Linked DNA regions of Homo sapiens: regions 2 and 3 are each linked to region 1. The links are chromatin contacts, found by Hi-C or POLR2A ChIA-PET in ENCODE. All regions are on one chromosome and are shown on one strand. The core of a region is the stretch at or near the end of the contact, and the rest is flanking DNA. Distances in the headings are between cores, read along the strand shown. Region 1 holds the start of AVPI1 (arginine vasopressin induced 1). Region 2 holds the start of CUTC (cutC copper transporter). Region 3 has its middle 4.4 kb from the start of PDLIM1.

What was found. A loop is a pair of places that touch in the nucleus more often than their neighbours do. ChIA-PET counts read pairs that join two places held with the same protein, here RNA polymerase II (POLR2A). Pooled maps may share reads with other maps.
Region 2: a pooled map shows a loop between it and region 1 (8-fold over the local background). The contact joins the promoter of CUTC here to the promoter of AVPI1 in region 1. A Hi-C loop is called at or near these places in 6 of 50 pooled maps. POLR2A ChIA-PET finds 5 or more read pairs at or near these places in 2 of 52 experiments (H1 and MCF 10A).
Region 3: a pooled map shows a loop between it and region 1 (6-fold over the local background). The contact joins the enhancer-like site here to the promoter of AVPI1 in region 1. A Hi-C loop is called at or near these places in 2 of 50 pooled maps.

What each region holds. Positions count from the first base shown.
Region 1 is chr10:97,685,807-97,688,706 of GRCh38, forward strand. It overlaps AVPI1 (arginine vasopressin induced 1), which reads right to left and starts at 1,435. Exons shown (of 3, transcript NM_021732.3): 1 at 960-1,435. RefSeq lists enhancers at 572-1,525, 1,259-2,458, 1,526-2,479 and a silencer at 1,422-1,801.
Region 2 is chr10:99,730,661-99,733,703 of GRCh38, forward strand. CUTC (cutC copper transporter) reads left to right here and starts at 1,574. Exons shown (of 9, transcript NM_015960.3): 1 at 1,574-1,749. The coding sequence starts at 1,689. It overlaps COX15 (cytochrome c oxidase assembly factor COX15), which reads right to left and starts at 1,467. Exons shown (of 9, transcript NM_078470.6): 1 at 1,300-1,467. The coding sequence starts at 1,389. RefSeq lists an enhancer at 1,169-1,388.
Region 3 is chr10:95,294,049-95,296,847 of GRCh38, forward strand. No RefSeq gene overlaps it. Among named protein-coding and RNA genes, the nearest start is that of PDLIM1, 4.4 kb to the left of the region's middle. RefSeq lists enhancers at 914-1,510, 957-1,286, 1,557-1,606, 1,627-1,806. Within about 2 kb of position 1,328, at least 27 of the 41 ENCODE cell types and tissues checked have a DNase peak (open chromatin) inside an H3K27ac peak, as active enhancers do.

The DNA.
Region 1 (2,900 bases), core at 185-2,684:
AGGTGGAGAAAGGAACTGGGCCCTTTCCCCAGACCAGTTCTCATATATGACCTGGAAATAAACTGCTACTAGATCTAGGGATAACCCTTTCAAGATTTCTAGAACCCTGAATTCTGGCTGTGCTGCTAACTGGGTGACCTTGGATAAGTCTCAGTTTCCCCTGCCACAAGTTGCTCGTCATCAAAATAGTATAAGGCCAGGCCTGGTGGCTCACGCCTGTAATCCCAGCACTTTGGGAGGCTGAGGTGGGAGGATTGCTTGAGCCCAGGAGTTCCAGACCAGCCTGGTCAACATAGCAAGACTGCCTCTATAAAATTTTAAATAAGCTTTTTAAAATAAATGGTGAGTATAAATAACTCTTAACAGGAAAAGGGAGATTAAGTTTGTGACGGCATTCCTTCTAGTACCTGGTATACCACAGACATTCTATGCATGCTGGTTGAATGAATAAATGATGAAGGGAAAGGCTGTTTGACTACCAGGGGCTATAGAATCATTGTCATTTTCATCATCACAGCCATCAACAAATCTGTGTACTTTTAAATCATAGCTTTATGATTAAAATCATAGAGGCAGCTTGTTCAGTGTCAAGCGCAGAACAGAGCACGTTCAGATGGGTGCTTTCTTTCCTCCTCACTTAAGGTGGCACTATTGTTATACCCATTTTACAGATGAGAAAGCTACACCCAAAGTCACACAGCTGGCAGGTGATGGAAGCTGGGACATGAACCCAGGCAGTCTGACCCCAGCACCCGGGCTCTCAAGCCACTGTTATTTTTGTTCCTGCCAGATGGCTGAGGAGGTCTTCTGGGGAAGGTCGGTCCCAGAAGCCTTTCGGAGGCTATCTGCTTCTGTAGATTGTGGAAGGAGCAGGGAGGGATCCAAAGTCAGGACTCCCAAGCTAGCCTCTGTACCCTCTGCACTCCACTGCCCGGTGGAGAATTGGAGCAGGTACTCACCACACTGAAGGGCAGCTCCGACAGACCTCAAATGGGGATGGGGCAAGCTAAGATGCGCCCACTCCAACCTCTTCCACAGCCTTCAGAAAGGGCAGGCGCAGCTCTGCGAAGGTGCTTACAAGGGCCAGTCGGTGATCACGGGCAGCACAAGAGCATGGCAGAGGGTATCCTGGCCGAGGTCCTAAGGCGACATCTGCAGCACGAGGAGGCCCCGGGACTCAGACGTGGCCGCTTCGCAGAACGACGGGGTCCTAAGTGGATCTGGCGGTCGCGTCCCGCTGGCACCCCGGCTCTGACTGTCGCCCTCCGGCTCCCACCGCAGCGCCGAGCTGGGCCGCCGACCTACGTACCTGGTTGCTTGAGGCAGGCCGCACGCAGCCCCAAACTGGTCCGGGCCACTTGGGTCACAGCCGCGGTTCCCGGGAGAAAGCGCTCCCTAGCCCCGGAACAGCCAATCCTCGGCCCTAGCCAGGTATGAGCTCCCAGGCGAGCCTTCCAAACCCAAGGCGGAGTTCCGTGCGCCAATCATCGGTGGGAGACAGGGAGGGGGCGTGTCCATCCCCGCCCCCCGCCTCCGCTGGCCTCGAAAGCGGAGTGCGAAGCTTCCTCAAACCTAATCGGCGGCGGAGCGGCGGTGAGGGGGCGTGTCTGCCCGGGCCCTGCCCACCGCCCTCTCCGCCCCCGCGCGGCGCCCGAGGCGCCCCCTTCATTGACGTCAGTCCCCAGGGCCAGCGCGGTTTTGCTGGCGCGGGAGCTGGGCGGGGCTGCATTCCTGCCCCAGGGTGCGGCGAAAGCTGGCCCTGCCGGGTACACGTGACGGATGCCCCTTCTCCTGGGCCCGAGGCCAGCGCGCGCGGCACTGACTGCCTTGCAGCGCGTGGCCCTCTGCAGATCCTCAGACTCTGCCGCTCAAGTCCCCTCCCAGCCCACCGTTTGGCTCCGGCTTTGAGGGAGAGGAGGGGGCAGTCTGCTGGAGTCAGACCTTGGGCTTCAAAGCCAGAATGTCGTGGGTTCAAATATTGGGTCATTTGTGCGACTTTGGGCCGGTTACCTAAACAAGACCGTATTTTAAAGTTTGTATGCATTCGGAAATGTTCATTAGTGACCTATGCTGTCCGAGTTCCTTGATAGGCCGTAAACAAGAGAGACGGAAAGACCTATAGCCCTTGTCCTGGGGAGTCTACAGCCTAGTAAGGGAGGCAGGCATTAAACAACCTAAAACATGGAGTATGTGATTACAGTTGTGATCAATGTTATGGCTATAAGAGGATAAATATGGAGGAACCTAAGCTTCCTCTGGGAGGTTCAGGAGGGCTGAAGAAGCAGCATTTAAGCTGAGATATAAAGAAGGAGTTGAAACTGGTCAAATGAAGAGGAGTGGATCTGGGGAGACTGCTTTAAGGAAAGAGGGAAAGGCATTTGGTTGGGCCAGGAGGTAGCTTGGCTCCGGAGGAATTAAATGCGACCCGGAGTAAGGCTAGCAAGAGAGAGCACGGTGGGAAGTAGAAGGCAGAGGCAGGCAGAGAAGGTTGCATGTGATCCTTGGAGGGGTTTAAACAAGGAATGGCATTATATGTACTGTGTTTATGTAACGGGCATTTTATAGTACTTACCACGTACCAGTAGTGTCAGTCAGCACTTTGCAAATTTCATCATCATGACAAGTTTGTGTTTTTAGAAGGTCACTCTGGCTGCAGTTTGGAACTTGGATTGGAGGGGGCAGGAGTGGAGGCAGGGTGTCCAGTAGGCCTCTGATAAATGCTTGTTTTGTCCTTGGAAGATGAAGTGTTTGTGCACTTGTTCAGCAATGCTCAGGAAAGGCTCCTGGGTCTCCCTGACTTCCTTTTTACTTCATAGCTGACCTCTTATCCATTTAAGCTTGATTTTTCTTCTGTAAAAGTTGTGGGTGGGAAGGGGAAGAGCCAGCACATGGGGCTTTGT
Region 2 (3,043 bases), core at 324-2,823, 2.0 Mb after region 1:
TCTTAGGCTATAAATCTGTATGGCATATTATGTACCGAATACTGTAACACAATGGTATTTGTTTATCTAAACATAGAAAAATTACAGTAAAAATATGGTATAAAAGATTTAAAAATGGGGCCAGGTGCAACGGCTCAAGCCTATAATCCCAAGGCTTTGGGAGGCCAAGGTGAGAGGATCACTTGAGGCCAGTAGTTCGAGACCAGCCTGGGCAATGTAGCGAGACCCCCTATCTCTATTTTTTCAAAAATTAGGCACAGTGGCACACACTTGTAGTCTTAGCTACTTAAGTGACTGAGGTAAGAGGATGCTTGAGGCCAGGATTTCCAAGCTGGAGGCTGCAGTGAGTTATAATCATGCCACAGCACTCCAGCCTGGGTGACAAAGTAAAACGCTGTCTCTAAAAAAGAAATTTAGAGAAAAAGATTTTTTTTTAAAAAAAAGGTACACTTGGAAAGGCAGCTCCATTATAATCTTATGGGACCATGACTGTATCTGTGGCCTGTTGTTGACCAAAATGTTGTTATGCAGCACATCACTCTACCTTCAGGTTCATCTGTTTGTATCTCCCACTAAACTATGAGCTTTGGGGTGGCAGTGTCCGGTCAGTCTTGCTCTCTCCCTTCTGCTAGCTTTGTTTCTAACACTGTTCCTTTATATAATGAGACCATGATAAGGATTTCGCAAATGAATAAACTGACTTCCTCCAGGGCAGGAGTCTTGTAATATTTATCTTTCTTTTTCCAGTTCCTAATATATAATAACCACTCAATAATTACTAGTTAAGCAAATGCATGCCCTCTTCTTACTATATCCCTGTGAGTCCAAAGATCCATGCTCGGTTTCCTATTTCTGATTAACTGAGTCACCTTTAGAAAAGTAACTTTAAGCCTCAATTTCCTTCTCTGTAGGATGCAGTAATACTTCCTCATCTGACTACTTGGAACTTTTTAAGCAAAAATAAACTATATGGGTAAAAATTACTCAGCTTTTACCATGTGCTAAAGGCCTGATGTATATTAAAGAATGTAATCCTCATAACAAACCTTAAAGTAGGTATTGTTATCCCCATTTTACAGATAAGGAAACTGAAGAACAGAAAGTTTAATTAACTTGGCCAATACCACACAGCAGGTCAATGTTCCAGATCTGAACCTAGGGGCTCTGATCTGAACCTATGCGTTGTGAGTGCACTGTAAGGAGCTCCGGAAACGTGATGTGGGGCTCTACATTATCTTTATCCCGGCCCTTTCACTCCATCCCCGCTCCCGCGACTCGGAGTCCGCTGCAGTGCGGTACCTGTGCTCTAGGCGCTGCCCTAGGAGCCAGGAGCGGCAGATACTGCCTCCCCTTCAAGGCCCTCAACGGCGGAAAGAGCAATCGCTGCATACTGATGACAGGGAACAGCCACCTCTTCCACAACCCAGGGCTCTGTGGTCTCCCTCCTCCGCCAAGGAAAAGAGAAGCACTTCCGGGTCGGGCAGCGGGAGCCCCGCCTTCTCTGGGGACCGGAGCGAACAGAAGTGCGCCTGCGTTGCGACTCCGCTTTCGCGGGGGCTGCTGGGGCGTAGGTGTCGGGGACGCGCGCACGGGCGCGCGCAGCTGTTGACGCGCTTCTTAGCTGGTGCGCGCCGGAGCCCAAATTCCAAGTGGAAACTGCAGGCGCACGAGGGAGGAACGCGTGGAGCATGAAAAGGCAGGGGGCCTCCTCTGAGCGAAAACGAGCGCGGATACCGTCCGGGAAGGCCGGTGCGGAAGGTGGCGGGGGAGGGGACGGTCGGCCGAAGGCTCCCCGGGGCGGGCCGGCGGGAGTCGTAGTCAGTGGTGATTTCTTCTGGAGTCGTTTCCTCAGCTCCTTCCAGCCCCTTGGGCGGCACCTTCTATCTTTGAGGCGTTAAAGGTGTGGAAACGGAGGGCGTGACGAGGGGCAGGTAGCGAGAATGGCTCAGCTGTGGAGCCAAGGTTCGAGTCCCGGGGTCCCCTCATAACGGCCCTGCGACCTTGTGCAAGTTGGTTAACTTCAGCTTCACGTTTTTTCCGTCGCCACACGAGGATGCCAGTACCGCCCGCACCAGCAGCCAGTACTCCGCTGGGATAGTTAATTGTCGAGCGCGGAGCCCAGTTCCTAACCTGCAGTTACCTGTAGCTGCCACGGCGGGGACGGGGCTTGGTCCCCAAAGTCACGCAGCTACCAAGTGGCCGAGCTTGTGGCTGCTCCAAGACCCGAGTTCTTCCTGAGTGCCAGGGTAGCATGGCATGGCAGGTGCCAGAGAATTTGGCAAGTCCCTCTTCCTCCGTGAAGAGGAACCTTCCTAAAAGTTATCAAGAATCCTCAAAGATTTTTTCTTTATGTGGATTACATCTATCTATTTTGACTGTATTAGAAATTAAAACAAATTTTTTTTTGGGAGGCCGAGGGGGACAGATCATCTGAGCTCAGGAGTTCGAGACCAGCCTGGCCAGCATGGTGAAACCCCGTCTCTACTAAAAATACAAAAATTAGCTGGGCATGGTGGCAGGCGCCTGTAATACCAGTTACTCGGGAGGCTGAGGCAGGAGAATCACTTGAACCCGGGAGGCGGAGGTTGCAGTAAGCCGAGATCGCGCCACTGCACTCCACCCTGGGCGACAGAGCGAGACTCCGTCTCAAAAAAATAAAAATAAAATTAAAACAAAATTTTAAAATATTGATTAGAAAATAACCATAGTAAACCCATTACATATTGACATAATATTTTTTTGAAAAAGAAATATTCCTAAACAACAACAACAAAAAAAGCAAAAGAGTGGAAATATATTTTTGCAAGTTTCTTCAGTATATCTTAATGGAAGACAGCTGGATTCTCATGCCCGCTGCTTCATTCAGTCTAACATGTCAAGTAGCCTCTTGAAAACGCCTCTTCACGGAGGTTGCAGTAAGCCGAGATCGCGCCAATGCACTCCATCTTGGGTGACAGAGTGAGACTCTGCCTCAAAAAAGAAAACGCCTCTCACTTGTGAGAGAATTAAAGTGAAAAAGTCAAATAAAGTGTTAGAATTATTA
Region 3 (2,799 bases), core at 78-2,577, 2.4 Mb before region 1:
TTCAAAATATGTAAAAAGAGTGCAACAAAATTATTCGTATACCGTGTTAAAAAATAAAAGCTTATCTACCTATTGAAATTAAGAGAAAGTAGGAAAAGTAGTGGCAGACAGAATGAGAATTTTTTTTAATAATTGCCTCTAATGATGATGTAAAATTTTCATAATAAACATCAAAATGGTCCCAGCTCCTTGGATGGAGACTAAATGCTAGTCTTTCTCAGGATAGAGACCTGATCATTTATCCTTTTTTTTTTTTTTTTTTTTGAGACAGAGTCTCACTCTGTTTCCCAGGCTGGAGTGTAGTGGCACGATCTCCGCTCACCGCAACCTCTGCCTCCCAGGTTCAAGTGATTCTCCTGCCTCAGCCTTCCAAGTAGCTGGGATTACAGGCACCTGCCACCACGCCTGGCTAATTTTTGTCTTTTTAGTAGAGATGGGGTTTCACCATGTTGGCCAGGCTGGTCTCGAACTCCTGACCTCAAGTGATACACCCACCTCGGCCTCCCAAAGTGCTGGAATTACAGCGTGAGCCACCGCGCCCGGCCTCCATTTATCTTTTTTATCTCCTCTTCTCTCCCCCAACCAGCTAGCTCTGAACTGGGCACACAGCATATATACTCAGAAAATACCCAGAAAAAGATTGACGACCCTCACCCCAAAACATAAACAATCTTCTCTTACCTTAAACACCATTACTTAAACACAATTTATTCATGCTTTCCAGTTCCCTCAGACCCTCGACTCCTGCCCAGTGCTAGTTGAATGGCCTTAAGCAACCTCTCCAAACTTCAGTTTGCCTTATTTTTATTATTATAACACATTCCATGAAAGTTTGTTAACCTAAACAGCCTAAATTCAACATCTGGGTGTTCTAGGGCAAGCGGGGAGAATGAGAAGAGGGAAGCAAGGAGGGTGGAAAGTGCAAGGGGTGGGACAGTGGTCTCTCCAGCTCTCAGTCCAGTTTTACAATGTGACCTGGGTGGGAAGTGGTTGATGCCCTGGCTCCCCCAGCTTGGCCTCTGCAGAGCTGGCAACTCCCACACCCAGGGTGCAATTACCAGGACCTTTTAGAGCCACTGTGTGGAGACTACTTCCTGGAACAACAGCCCCATTTCCTAAAGACAGTAAGTCTAGGATTGTGCTCAGCTTTACAATAAGTCTCGTTGACTCTGCAGAACAAGTCCTGGACTTGCCCAGGTAACTCAAGAGCCCTCTGTGGGGCTAGGCTTCTAGCTGGGACCAAGCGAAAGCGTGTGACTCCTGACTGGGAGGTCCGCTCTGGTATCTAAGTGAGGCCAGGCTCTGCGCAGCCAAGCAAAGAACCGCCGGAAGCTCTGGTTTCACCGCGGCCGAGCGCAGATCGCGCACCGGTTCTCACGTCTGCAAACGTGCAACTGCCTGCCGCGGGCGCCCTGATCAAACAAGCAACTTGCTTCCCTTTGCTGTGAAAAGAACCGAAACTCAGGCTCAGAGCCTCGCAAAACAAAGACATCTTTACCCGCCCAGTGCTATCCTGTGTCACCCCCCTCCCAGGGTCTGCGCGTCTTTGATGGAGCCCCACGCGCAACTCGTCGCGGCGCCGCTCCAGGCAGCTGGCTGCATGCGAGACCCGGCGGGGAGAGGTTCTCCCGGCCGCGCTAGCGACTGGGCAGGGAATTGAGCTCCCAATCCTTTTCTCCTGCTTTCTGCTCCAGCTCGGGAAATCTTGAAGTGTCCACTGGGGATTGGGTGCCTCTCGGATTCCAGTTGCACAAAGCATGCTTCGTGGGCGTCTGGATATAAAGACACCTACCTACCTGGGCACAGAACTGTCTGGCGTTCCCTCAGGGCTGGTGAGGTGTGAGTAGATGAACTGCCAGATCTGAGGCCTGCCGAGTGCCTAGTAGACAAAGAACTGAGGGGCGAGCCCAAGGACCACAGCTATGTCACCCACCTGCCTCCTGGTTCCCATTCCACCTGGACAGATGGCACTGGTGTTCTCAAAAGCAGAGAGAAACTTGGGCGATAATGTCTCAAGCATCCTTGAGTATCAAAAGGAGAAGAAGAAATTCCAAAACAGGGTAATAGATAGGGTGGTTCATATTAAATGCTTATATTGAAAAATTAAAACAAAAAGACAATGTATTATATTAGTATTAATGAATTAGGCCAGGCACGGTGGCTTACACCTGTAATCCCAGCACTTTGGTAGGCCGAGGCAGGAGGATCGCTTGAGTTCTAGAGTTCGAGACCAGCCTGCACAACATAGCAAGACCCCGTTCCTACAAAAAATACGAAAGTAGCTGGGTGTGGTGGCACATGACTGTCGTCAGGGCTACTCAGTAGTCTGAGGTAGGGGGATTGCTTGAGCCCAGGAAGTTGAGGCTGCAGTGAGCAGTTCCTGTGCCACTGCACTCCAGCTTGGACTATAGAGCGAGACCATATATGTATGTATATACATATAGTTCTATATCAGAACAAGAGTCCAGTGAAGTGTCATCATGCACTTTTCACAAAGGAGAAGGCTGAGGCACTGAGGCACCATCCAGAACCCCTTCATGAAAGGACCTGTCCCAGGTGCCAGGAGGTGGACACCCTTCAGCATTTAGTTATTTTAGGGACTATCTCTACTACAGAGCAGCTTTTCCCAAAAGCACACCTTCCCTACGCTGCCTGCCCAGGGTCACACATCATCTAGGTGGGGGTGAAAGACTGGCCATTTGGGCCTAACATGGGACAACTCTGATGGGACATTTTGACTCCAGAGCTCCCCATGGAATCAGTGAAGGCCGTCAGGCCGACATGGCGGCTCTTCTTCCT